Linked DNA regions of Homo sapiens: regions 2 and 3 are each linked to region 1. A link is an interaction called in ENCODE POLR2A ChIA-PET data of the cell type or tissue named here. Cell type or tissue: MCF 10A. All regions are shown on one strand.

Region 1 (4,000 bases):
TCCACAAGTGGACTGATAACCCTGGACTAGACTCCAAAATCTTTATCTGAAAACAGACAATCTCTAGAGAAAAAGTCTGGGCAGATGACTGATGTGCTAATTCTGGAACACTGACCATCCAAGGCATTCAATATACATTCAGCTCCAAACTGGAGCTTTTTCATCAGTGATATGAGCCGAATTAGTAACGTTTGGTGGGAAAAAAAAAGAGCATGATTCATCAGTGTCTCTTGGAATTACACAGCCAGGGCTGTTCATGGCCTGAGTGGTCAAACCTAACAAAATGAATGAAGGAATCAGCATGAATCTCTGGCAAGCCCCTCAGCGTAGTGGTGATTCCACATAAAAGCCTTCTTCGGAAAAATCATAGCAACTAGATACATGCGTGAGTCTTTTTCCCATTGCCTGTCCCTCTGCTCACCATTGCAGGGGCTGAAAGACTGATGAGATTCTCACAGGCACTAGAAGACCACAGAAATGCCTCCAGGAGGCAGGCTGGGATCCAGGGTCCAACCAATATTCTTGTGAGAGTGTGAAGCCAAGGAACACGAAAGAGGGGAACACCTTGGCTAAGAATGTATTCGTGACAGAGGAGAAGGGGAGGAACAGGAAGCCTCCAGCTAGTCGTTTGGAATCTGGCAACCATTTCTGTCAGCTTTCTCATTCCTAGATTGATGCAGATTGCTTAATTCCTTGAGGTAAGGGATATACTAAATTGCCTCTTTGTTCAACTCTTAGAATAAGAATTTCCCTCTCCTCTCCCGTCCCCTCCCCTCCCCTCCTCTCCTCTCTTTTCTTTTTCTTTGTTTTTTTTGTTTTTGAGACGGAGTCTCACTCTGTCACCCAGGCTGCATGATCTCAGCTCACTGCAACCTTCACCTCCCAGGTTCAAGCAATTATCCTGCCTCAGCCTCCTGAGTAGCTGGGTCTGCAGGCACGTGCCACCACGCCCAGCTAATTTTTGTATTTTTAGTAGAGACGGGGTTTTGCCATGGTGGCCAGGCTGGTCTCGAACTCCTGACCTCAGGTGATCCACCCGCCTTGGCCTCCCAAAGTGCTGGGATTACAGGGGTGAGCCACTGCACCTGGCCCACAGCAAGAATTTTTTTCTGAATAGCATTTTACGTGTTAGGCGTCTGGCTGTTTAGGAGATGAGGAAACTGAGGCCCTCAGTTGCCAAGGTCACACAGCTGGTAAACGGACGGAGCCAGAATGCGAGTACAGCTCCTCCTGCCTCCAAAGGTTCTCTGGGCCCTGTAAAACCACGGGCTGCACAGGAAAGGCAGGCTATATATTGTTCTTCCCCTGGCCCAGCGCCCTGATCCAATGCCCGGACACACATCCACACCAAGTTGGACGAAAAGGTAAGGGAGAAACCTTCCCCAAGAGAAGAAGCGGTAAGCTTTGGTTCTAAAGGCCCTGGGTTGGGTCCGTCCTTTGCCACTTCTCAGCTCTATGCATTTAGGCAAATCACTTATCTTCTTAAACCTCCGCATCTGGGCCTACAGGGCCTCTATGGGTTTTTTTTCTATTTATTTATTTATTTATTCTTTTTTTTTTTAACTTTACGTTCCGGGATACACGTGCAGAATGCGCAGATTTGTTGCGTAGGTACACATGGCATCTACGGTTTGATTCAGTCTGAAATGGCGCTCCAGGCTTCATTTAGAAGGTGAAGCACTCTGCAAACTGCGAGGCCATACAGAGATTCCAGAATATGATTAAGGCCCTAACCTTGCTAAGCTGGATTTTCTTTATTTCCCAAAAAGAAGACTAATACTATCCACTTGTACAACCAGAAGGGAGCTCACGTGTAAAGCGCCTCGTCCCCGGCCGGCCTCAAGCGGCGCTAGCTCTCTGGCTGGCGCTGGAGTGTGCCGCCCCTGGCAGCCCCGCCGCTGCAGCGGGGAGCCTGGGAGAGCGGCTCTCGGAGTCTCAGGCAGCAGGAGGAGCGTGTGAGCTGTGGGCGTCCCTTTAAGAGCGGCTGGCCAGGCACGGCCTCCGCCTCTCAGTACGCGGAGCGCCGGCGGTCACCTGGGGCTCGCGGAGCGGCCAGATCGCGGCGGAGTCGGCGCGCTTCCCCGAGGGAAGGTGGGAGAGGGGACCCGGACGCGAGGTGCCCCGAAGCCCTCTCGAGCGTAACCGTCCCGCGCCTCTCTGAGGCGGAGGATGCGGGAGCGCATCTGGGCGCCGCCGCTGCTGCTGCTGCTGCCGCTGCTACTGCCGCCGCCACTGTGGGGCGGCCCCCCGGACAGCCCACGCCGGGAGCTGGAGCTGGAGCCCGGGCCTCTGCAGCCCTTCGACCTGCTCTACGCCAGCGGCGCGGCCGCCTACTACAGCGGAGACTACGAGCGAGCGGTGCGCGACTTGGAAGCGGCGCTGCGCAGCCACCGGCGCCTGCGGGAAATCCGCACGCGCTGTGCCCGCCACTGCGCGGCGCGCCACCCGCTCCCGCCCCCGCCCCCCGGCGAGGGCCCCGGCGCTGAGCTGCCCCTTTTCCGCTCCTTGTTGGGGCGGGCGCGCTGTTATCGCAGCTGTGAGACCCAGCGCCTCGGGGGCCCCGCATCCCGCCACCGCGTCAGCGAGGATGTGCGCAGCGACTTCCAGCGCAGAGTGCCCTACAACTACCTGCAGCGGGCCTACATCAAGGTACCCACAGAGCGCTCCTCCACTGCAAAGCCCCTGCGGCTCTCACACGCTCTCTTGAGCCCTCCCTGCTGCCCCCGTCATCTCTGTTCAGTCTTTCGAATTGGGTCTCCTTAAATATGTGTCTCAGTTTGTGAATCCAGATATCTGGTGGCCCTATCTCTGTATGCAACAATTGATTAACTTGGACAAGTCTTTTTCTCTCTTTCTCAGAGCCAGCTTCTCTCTCAAAAAGAGGACTGTCCTGATAAGGTGATGTTTAAAGTACCCATTCAGCACTAATTCATGAGGCATTGACAAAGCTGAATCTAGTACAATTTATCTTCTCCCTTCTCACTTCCCATTTCTCTTCTCCCTTCTCACTTCCCATTTCTCTTCTCCCTTCTCACTTCCCATTTCTTTTGTCTCCTCTCTCTTATCCTTCCTATACTGTAGTCTGCACCTTTTCTCTGAAGTTTAAAAGAATCTTCAAAATAGTGAAGTTGAAAGACCTGTTCCAAAACAAATTTCTCTCTCTTCTCCCCTTCACCTACAAAAAAGTAAAGATCAAAGGTTAAAGAGAAGGTATGCTTGGAGGAGGCGAAGCTGTTTGAGGCAGTCTCAGTCAAAGTATCCACCCTAAGTGTTGACTTTTTCTCCTTTGATAGAGGGCTTACGTTTTCTGGTGGTATGCATTGGACTGGGTTACTAGGCATCAGTCCTCTCTTTCTAGTTTTATTTTTGTATGCCTAACTTGCCTAAAGTTAGCGTCAGGAGGTATAGTATGCATATTGACATATTGTTCACATCCATAACTTTGAAGATCTCTCTGGATGCTTCAGCAGAGGGAATTTGAATGAGTTCTTCAACCTCCACTGCCACTCACCCAATTTTCCTTCAAATTGACACTCTTAACCCTTCTTTCTCGTTTTCTGTGTTAATATATCAATGTATCTTCTACAGCTACCGGAAAAGTGGAAGCTTTGGGGTTGGTTGTTCATGCTAGCCAATGGACCAGGCTGCTCTGCTCTGCTCTGCTCTGCTGTGCTCTGCTTTGCTTTCTTTTCTCCTCTCCTCTCCCCTCCTCTCCTCTCCTCTCCTCTCCCCTCCCCTCCCCTCCCCTCCCCTCCCCTCCCCTCTCCTCTCCTCTCTTCCTTTTCTTTTCTTTTTTTGACGGAGTTTTGCTCTTGTCACCCAGGCTGGAGTGCAGTGGTGCAATCTGGGCTCACTGCAACCTCCGCCTCCCGGGCTCAAACGATTCTCCTGCCTCAGCCTCCTGAGTAGCTGGGATTACAGGTGTGCACCACCATGCCGGGCTAATTTTTGTGTGTGTTTGTGTATTTTTAGTAGCGAAGGGGTTTCACCATGTTGGCCA
Region 2 (4,000 bases), 57 kb after region 1:
ATACACACCACAGTTTCTTTATCCACTCGTTGATTGATGGACATTTAGATCTGTTCCACATTGAAATTATATCAAGTACTCTCTCAGACCACAGTGGAATAAAATTGGAAATCAATTCCAAAAGGAACCTTCAAAACCATGCAAATACATGGAAATTATATAGCACACTCCTGAATGATCATTGGGCCAACAATGAAATCAAGATGGAAATTTAAAAATTCTTCTACCTGAACGACAATAGTGACACAAGCTATGAAAATCTCTGGGATACAGCAAAGGCGGTACTAAGGGGAAAGTTCATAGCCTTAAATGTCCACATCAAAAAGTGTTTCATAAACTTTTATAAATTATAGATTATTGGAGGGGAGACTGATGAAAGACCAAATAGGAGGCTATTGCAGTAGCCCAGAATGGTTTACTTATATCTTGGTAACAGAGGCAGATATGATGACCAAATACGTGTAGGACATTTCATATAATTAAGGAAATGACAGAATAGGCCAAACAATATTTTTTTGAATCCTGTATTGACTAAGACTTTGACTAGAGAGAGTCTTCAGTTAGAAAGTAATTCTATAGGAGCAGTACTGAAAAAAAAATCTCTATGTCGTTACTGATTAACATAACACTGACTGTTGTAAAAGAGAAACTCCTAAATCTCAGTGGCTTAAAACAATAAAAGTTTATTTCTCATATAAAGTTCAAGAGGTGTTGGGTGATGGGGAGGAGTACTCTTCCTCTGACGTCTTCAACAAATGGCTTCAAAATCCTCCTGGGTATTGACACTCATCAACCAGTTGATAGACAAGGAAAGGGAGGGAGGGTAATGGATTCCATGGAAGGTTTTTATGGGCCAAGCCTGGGAATGGCATGTATCACCTGCATCCATATTCTGATGTATAACTCAGTCTTGTGGTCACATTAATGCAAAAGGACTGAACAATATTGTCTCACTTTTTGCCCAGGATGACAGGGAAACAAGTTTAGTGAACAACCAGATGGAATCTGAAATGCTGTCATTGCCTTGGGGAGACTCGGTTTTTTAATGGAGACAGTGCTCTCCTGGAGACCTTGGACATCAGTGCCTTCTGGCATAAGCAGTTTTTAGGCAGGGAGTCCTCCAATTATGGAGAGCCAGCCTACCAGAAACCAAGAGCCCAAACTCTTTACGCAACAACAGGCTTTTCCTAGAAGATGGAATTAGCTGAACAGCCCCTGCAGTCTACTGTTTGCACCTAAGGAAGCTGCTTTACATTTTGATTTTGTTGTATATCAGAAGACTGGCTGACACAAAACAAGAAGGCTTATCTTATAGCCTCTGATATGTCCTGTTACTTCCTGCTGCCAGGAAAATGCTTAAGACAGCATGTTAATTTAGGAGGGATTTTCAAAACTATACGGTATGACTCAAATTTTATATTTTTCAAATATAGACATCTTTGTTATTATAAATATGTACATTTAGACTGTTACTTCAGTGAAGCCTCAGATATACCCATTTTTGCTCTGCACTTGTCCCTGGTGACTTCCAGAGTATCTGGCATACCATTGTCTCAATAAAAATAGGCTGAATAGATAAATATATATGTGAATGCACAAAGACTGGAAATGTACATCAGATGTTATTTAAATATATTTTAAGTTACAAAATATCCCCTTGCTTAAACCTGTCGACTTCAGATTCAGAAGAGTCATACCGTGATGAGATTTACTGAGCAGCTATCAGCCTAGCCCTTCCAGCACAGCCCTATTTGTTGACTCACTCCCTAGGAAGGATCAGAAACAAAGTTACTGAAGTGTAGCCAAGAATTTAGTTATTAAGAATATTTATTCTGGCTGGGTTCAGTGACTCATGTCTATAATCCCAGCACTTTGGGAGGCCGAGGTTGGAGAATCACTTGAGCTCAGGATTTCAAGAACTGAGCAACAGGAGTTCACCCTGGGCAACATAGTAAGGCCTGTTCTCCACTAAAAATTAAAAAAAAAAAAAAGTTAGGTGTGGTGGTGTGTGCCTGTAGTCACAGTTACTTGGGAGGCTGAGGCAGGAGGATCACTTGAGCCTGGGAGGTCAAGACTACAGTGAGCTATGATTGCCCTACTATTCTCCAGCCTGGGTAACAGTGAGACCCTGTCTCAAAAAAAAAAAAAAAAAAAAAGTTTATTCTAAAATGATTTCTTAAATGTTTATTTAAATTTAAATGCTTAAATAGATATATAGTTAAGTATAAACATTCTCAAATCTAACTCATGGTGAAAAGAGCAAGGAGGCTCTTCAAATTCATTTCTCGCAGAAAGTAACAAATTGGCTGCTCTCTTTAAAGCCTCTGCCTATCTGCTCCCCATCTTTTTCTGCATATCCTGGGGTAACAGCTTATGTTCCAGAGGCAGCTCGGAAGTCTCTAATGGTCACCATACAGGCTTCACTCACTCCAAAAATAAACATTGTAATTACAACCACCACCACAGTGGGCGTGAGGAGACTTTCACACATTTATATGTCACAGAACATCAAGGGTGGAAATTGTATTGAAGCACTGTTATCTGAATCTCTAACAAAGCACACACCTGGTATTTAGTAACACATTAATCATGCAAAGGGAAGCTTTTAAACTTAAAAAATGGAAGTCTGAAAGCAACTGCAGGTATGATTTTTAAAAATAACTTTGGTAGCAAGCGGTGTCTGATGTGGTTGTCCTATTTAAAGAGAACCATTAGTACTGTCTGTAATGCAATAGCCAAACGTATTGACCAGAGCAAAAGTTTAGCAAAATGCCTTTTTCCCAAGAACATTTGCTTTTGCCTGTGGAATGCTGACAAGTAGGATGCTGTGCTCAGGCATGGAAATGATAAATACTGTCTCTTCATGTCAGATTACTGATCACATTAAATAATCCACAGCCCTTGCTATCTGCAGACTCCAGCACTAACTAACTAGAAGCAGCTTATCATTTACCAGTAGTTGTGTACACCCCATGGCACCATTTTCATAGATTATGAAGCCATTTGTAAAAAGTAGAACTCCTAAATTTAAACTAAAACATCTCAGGAGCCATTTGTTGGGGAATGTGGTTTGGGCCCAAATACACTGGCTTAATAGAAGAATAGCTTTATATAACTTCTCTGATTGATTAAAAGTCTTAATGATGAAAGCTCAGAGCTAATCTTAAACAAAATTATTCAATAGAATTTGCTCATGGCCCTCAACTACTGCCTGCTCCACATTCTTGCTCCCAATTCTGATGTTATCCCATTCTGGTATTCTGTTCCCACCAGTTCATTATGCCAGGGTCTTGCTTCCTGTTCAAGTCCTTGGTGGTGGTTAGGATATGGAGTTTGTAAATGTAAGATTGAATCAGTGGGGAATAACGTTATCTCACTGATGCAAGATACTATTATTAATTCCATTTTACAGAAGATAAAACCAAGCCACAGAGAGATTGAGTAACTTGCCCAAGGTTATGTCACTAGTTAGAAGGTAAGCTGGGATTCCAACAAAGGAAGTCTGGGTTTATTTCAAAACGCAATGCTTATACATAATAATAGTGCCAGGCTTATTATTAATCAGTAAATATTCACTGGACACCTATTAAGTCCACGACTTACAAGTGTGGATATTCTACATTTAGTGATAAAGCAGTGGGTAATGTATGGGCCACAGTTTTAGTTATTAGAGCTAGTTCTTAAGAGTGAAAAATTATTTCTTTATTCAATTTGAATTTGTTAAATGGGGATATTCTGTGCAAGGAACTTTGAGACTAGAGCATTAAATAAATGATGCTTGCATCAAGGATTGTGATGGGAGGGGATTTGTCATGTACATTAGTTTATGATATAGGACACAGAATTAGGAGATGCCAAAAGACAGGTAATTATAAGGATCCATGGATACAGGGGGAAAGATTAGGGTTGAAGCAAATAAGGAAGGGTTTGAGAGCAAAGAGATAGTATTGCAGCTTAATTTTGAAGGATGGATAGCATATGAACACAACTGATATAAAAT
Region 3 (4,000 bases), 68 kb after region 1:
ATAAATGAGCTGCCTGGAGTAGTGGAGGGAGTGATACTGGCATCTCTGTAGAGGTCCAATCAAAGCTTCATGACTGAGCAAAGGTATTTTACATGACTGAAAAAAAAATAAAGATCCTAGTGTCAAACAGCTGAACTACAGGCCCAGTAGTATCTCTCCCAATGTTGATATTCTATGATCTTTTTTTTTTCTCTCTACCACATTCCAAAGATATGACAAGGCTGGATGTCACTACTGACGTCGGCTCTCAGATCAGTCTGTGTCGTGGCTGATGGCTTCACCAGATCCTCAGAGACCAGGCTAGTTGCCCTGCAAATTATTCAAGATTCAATTTTCTCAGACTATGAACTTCCTTTGAATACCATAGTTATATAAGGCAGAATCTTTCATTTCCTAAACTGATTAATGATGATAAATAAGGCATTTAGAAAATAAACTATAGGTGGGGGTGGAGGGTTCTGATTAGGCATTATTTCAGTAACCTCACTGTTCCAGTAGTGGTCTTGGAGTATAATGCAGCATAGTGGCTAAGAACATTAGAATACAGTGCAGATAAAGCCCCTGCATATATGGCCAGCTGATTTTCTACTAATGTATGAAGGAAGTTCAATGGAGAAAGAATATTTTTTTCAGTAAATGGTGATGGAAACATTGATATAAAAAAACCTCAATAGATTGTAGACCTATGTGTAGAAGCTACAGTTTTGAAATTTGTTTAAGAAAACAGGGAAATCTTAGTAACTCTGGATTTGAAAAATACGTCTTGATTAGAAAATAAAATACATAAACTATAAGAGAAATAGATCAACAAATTGGGCCCCATAAAAATTAAAAGTGGTTGTTCTTCAAAAGACACTTTTGGCTGGGCCCAGTGGCTCATTCCTGTAATCCCAGCACTTTGGGAGGCCGAGGCGCGTGGATCACCTGAGGTCAGGACTTAGAGACCACCCTGGCCAACATGGTGAAACCCTGTCTCTACTAAGAATACAAAAATTAGCCGGGCATGGTGGCGGGTACCTGTAATCCCAGCTACTAAGGAGGCTGAGGCAGGAGAATCGCTTGAACCCAGGAGACAGAGGTTACAGTGAGCCGAGATTGTGCCATTGCACTCCAGACTGGGGCCTGGGTGACAAGAGTGGAACTCCATCTCAAAAAAAAAAAAAAAAACCACTTTATTTAAAAATAAAAATAAAAAGGCAGTCATAGACTGAGAGAAAATATTTGAAAAATATATACCTAACAAAAGACATGTGTCTAGAATATATAAAGAATTCTTAAAATTCAATAAGAAAATCCAATTTTACAATCAAAAATATTTGAATAGACACTTCACCAAATATGATATGTGGATAACAAATAAATACATTAAAAATGCTCAACATCATTAGAGAAGTTAAAGACTTGTATCTGAATGTTTTTAGAAAATTTATTTGTGATAGCTAAAAATTGGAAACAAGCGGCCCTCAACAAATATATAACAAAACAAATTGTGATATTGTCCTAGAATGGAATACTACTCGGCTATTCAAAGGAGTCAGCTGTTGATATGTGCCACAACATGATTGAATCCTAAAATAGTTCTTCTGAGTGAAAGAAGCTAGATAAAAAGATTTGCTGTATTTTTCTTTTCATATAAAGTTTTATAAAAATTTAAACTAACCTATAGAAATGAAAGCAGATCAACGGTTGCCTCAGTATGGACTAAGGAAGAAAGATGAATTTGAAAGTGGCACACGGAAACTTTTAGGGAGAGTGGATATATTCATTGTCTTGATCGCTGTGTGGATTCATGGGGGAATGCATATGCCAAAATTCATCAAATTATATTCTTTTACATGTACGGTTTACTGATCATCAATTAAACTCACTAAAGACAGATAGATAGATATGTATGTGTATATACACACATGCATATATATATATATATACACACACACACATTTATATGTATATATACTTATATACACATAAACACACAGCAATATGTTCTTAGACACGGTAATAACCTTTCTATCTTCGATTTACATTTGTATAAATTGGGGATATAATATTACTTACTTCATGGAGAACAGTGCTAAGCATGGAGAAAGATCTCAATCAATGTGAGCTAAAACTATTACTCTGTAGTATAGTTCACTTCTTTTAAAACATATTTTAAAAGAAGTTTGTTTTAAAAGAAATATGCTTTAAAAGAAGTGTCTATGTCCTTTGCAGGGACATGGATGAAACTGGAAGCTATCATTCTCAGCAAACTAATACAGGAACAGAAAACCAAACACTGCATGTTCTCACTCATAAGTGGGAGCTGAAAAATTAGAACATATGGACCCAGGGAGGGTAACATCACACACCGGGGCTTGTCGGGGGGTGAGGGGCAAGAGGAAGGGAGAGCATTAGGACAAATACTTAATGCATGCGGGACTTAGAACCTGAATGACAGGTTGATAGGTGTAGCAAACCACCACGGCACATGTATACCTATGTAACAATCCTGCACGTTCTGCACGTGTATCCCAGAACTTAAAGTAAAATTTATTTTAAAAATGATTTGTTTATTCTATTTCTCCACTTTTTTCTTTGTTTTTGAGGATATTCGTTACCAGGAAAGATATTGTGTTTCCTCAAGGACTATTTTGTGGTATGTAGTTTTTAGAAGGTCTGACTCCTGGGCAAGTGTGAATAGAACAGATGGGTGAAGAAGCCTTTCAAATGGCATTCCCAGGCCTGAGAGGGGAAGTCCTTGTGCTTAGAAATTTTCCATCCTCCTCCACAGCTGAAATGCCTCCCTTGGCTGAAATGCCTCCCTCAGCATTTTTGTTTTGAACGCCCTTTCTTGGGGGATCCTAACCCAGCTGCAAGAATTCACTGTGGGCTGAAACCTGGCAGATTAGATCTTGGAGAGGGAAAGTGATTTGAAAGTAATGTTTGTTCTTAAAAATGACAAACAAGTATTGCAGGTTTCTGTTATTTTTTGTGTTCCAATTAAATTGTTGAGGATTTTGAAGATCAGTTACAAGACCTTTGAATTTGCCAAATGGCAGGTTTCCTTTGCTCCTTTTAATTTTTAAAAGAAAATAAGCTGTAACTTGTAAAAATTGGCTCTTCTTTAAGCAAGGACTTCTTATTACAGCTACTAAATGCCCAGGATTTATCTCTATATGCTTTTCAACTATGGCCTCTAGTATGAAAAGTTGAGCAAATTTTTACCTTTTCCGTATTAAATTGCATTGTTTGACCAAAGATTAAATGACATCTTAATGCCATAAAATTCTATGTCATTTTTTCCTATTTCCATTTTTTATAGAGAAAAAACAAATGTTATTTTGTATTGGTTGTTCATCATCCTGACAAAAGTAACTTTTTCTTCAGTTGCCTCTTCACTCTTTTCTCATCCAGAGTAACCTCCCAGCTATTAATAGCCTATTTCCTTTAAATCCTAACCTGTACCCGCATCAAATGGCATTAGCATTGTCCTGTTTCTGCATTATTGATTCTAACTTATCAAATTACATGATGATACAGTTATTGATGTCACAGGTGAACTAACAAGACCTGCACTACCTATAGCTATGACTGGTCTGCTTCAGTTCGCAGATTAGGAAATTGCTACAGATTAATATCCTAATTTCAGAAGGCATTTGACAGTATCTTTTATATTATGACTTCATGACCAGCTAGATAAATGTATTATCATTGGTATTGTGTAGGTTTGTGAAACAATTTACTTGGTATCAAGTAATGAATTGGTATTAAGCTGGAAGGAGGTCACTAGTATAGGTAGTAAGTTTCAGGCTAATACTCTTCATTCTTCTAATGTAATAGAATTTGCATGAAGCTGAGATATTATAACTTTATAAGAGAAGGTAACTGAGAAAAGATGACCAATTTTATTATAAAGCACAGTCTCTGTCATGAAGGACGAATAAAATCTAATGGACTTGTGTTTTCCTAATATTCCTCAAAAAACTCATATATACACAAACAAATGATCATACAGATA

The links. ChIA-PET counts read pairs that join two places held together with the same protein. Peaks named below come from ENCODE experiments on the same cell type or tissue, not always from the same donor. Only the 100,000 strongest peaks of a DNase experiment are listed, where the experiment ranks them.
Region 2: POLR2A ChIA-PET joins it to region 1 with 14 read pairs; 6 of 35 experiments call an interaction of 5 or more read pairs at or near these places.
Region 3: POLR2A ChIA-PET joins it to region 1 with 17 read pairs; 6 of 35 experiments call an interaction of 5 or more read pairs at or near these places.

What each region holds. Positions count from the first base shown.
Region 1 is chr3:190,118,901-190,122,900 of GRCh38, reverse strand. P3H2 (prolyl 3-hydroxylase 2) reads left to right here and starts at 2,004. Exons shown (of 15, transcript NM_018192.4): 1 at 2,004-2,649. The coding sequence starts at 2,170. P3H2-AS1 (P3H2 antisense RNA 1) reads right to left here and starts at 1,937. Exons shown (of 4, transcript NR_126419.1): 1 at 1,812-1,937. RefSeq lists an enhancer at 1,618-1,797 and silencers at 1,767-2,061, 2,008-2,237, 2,448-2,527. In MCF 10A, a CTCF peak has its summit at 1,922; a DNase peak (open chromatin) is centred at 1,920.
Region 2 is chr3:190,062,147-190,066,146 of GRCh38, reverse strand. The region is part of intron 1 of P3H2 (prolyl 3-hydroxylase 2); the gene reads left to right. Among named protein-coding and RNA genes, the nearest start is that of P3H2, 57 kb to the left of the region's middle. RefSeq lists a silencer at 1,613-1,907. In MCF 10A, no CTCF peak of the experiment used is centred here; a DNase peak (open chromatin) is centred at 1,806.
Region 3 is chr3:190,050,618-190,054,617 of GRCh38, reverse strand. All of the region lies in intron 1 of P3H2 (prolyl 3-hydroxylase 2), which reads left to right. Among named protein-coding and RNA genes, the nearest start is that of P3H2, 68 kb to the left of the region's middle. RefSeq lists a silencer at 2,390-2,439. In MCF 10A, a CTCF peak has its summit at 103; no DNase peak of the experiment used is centred here.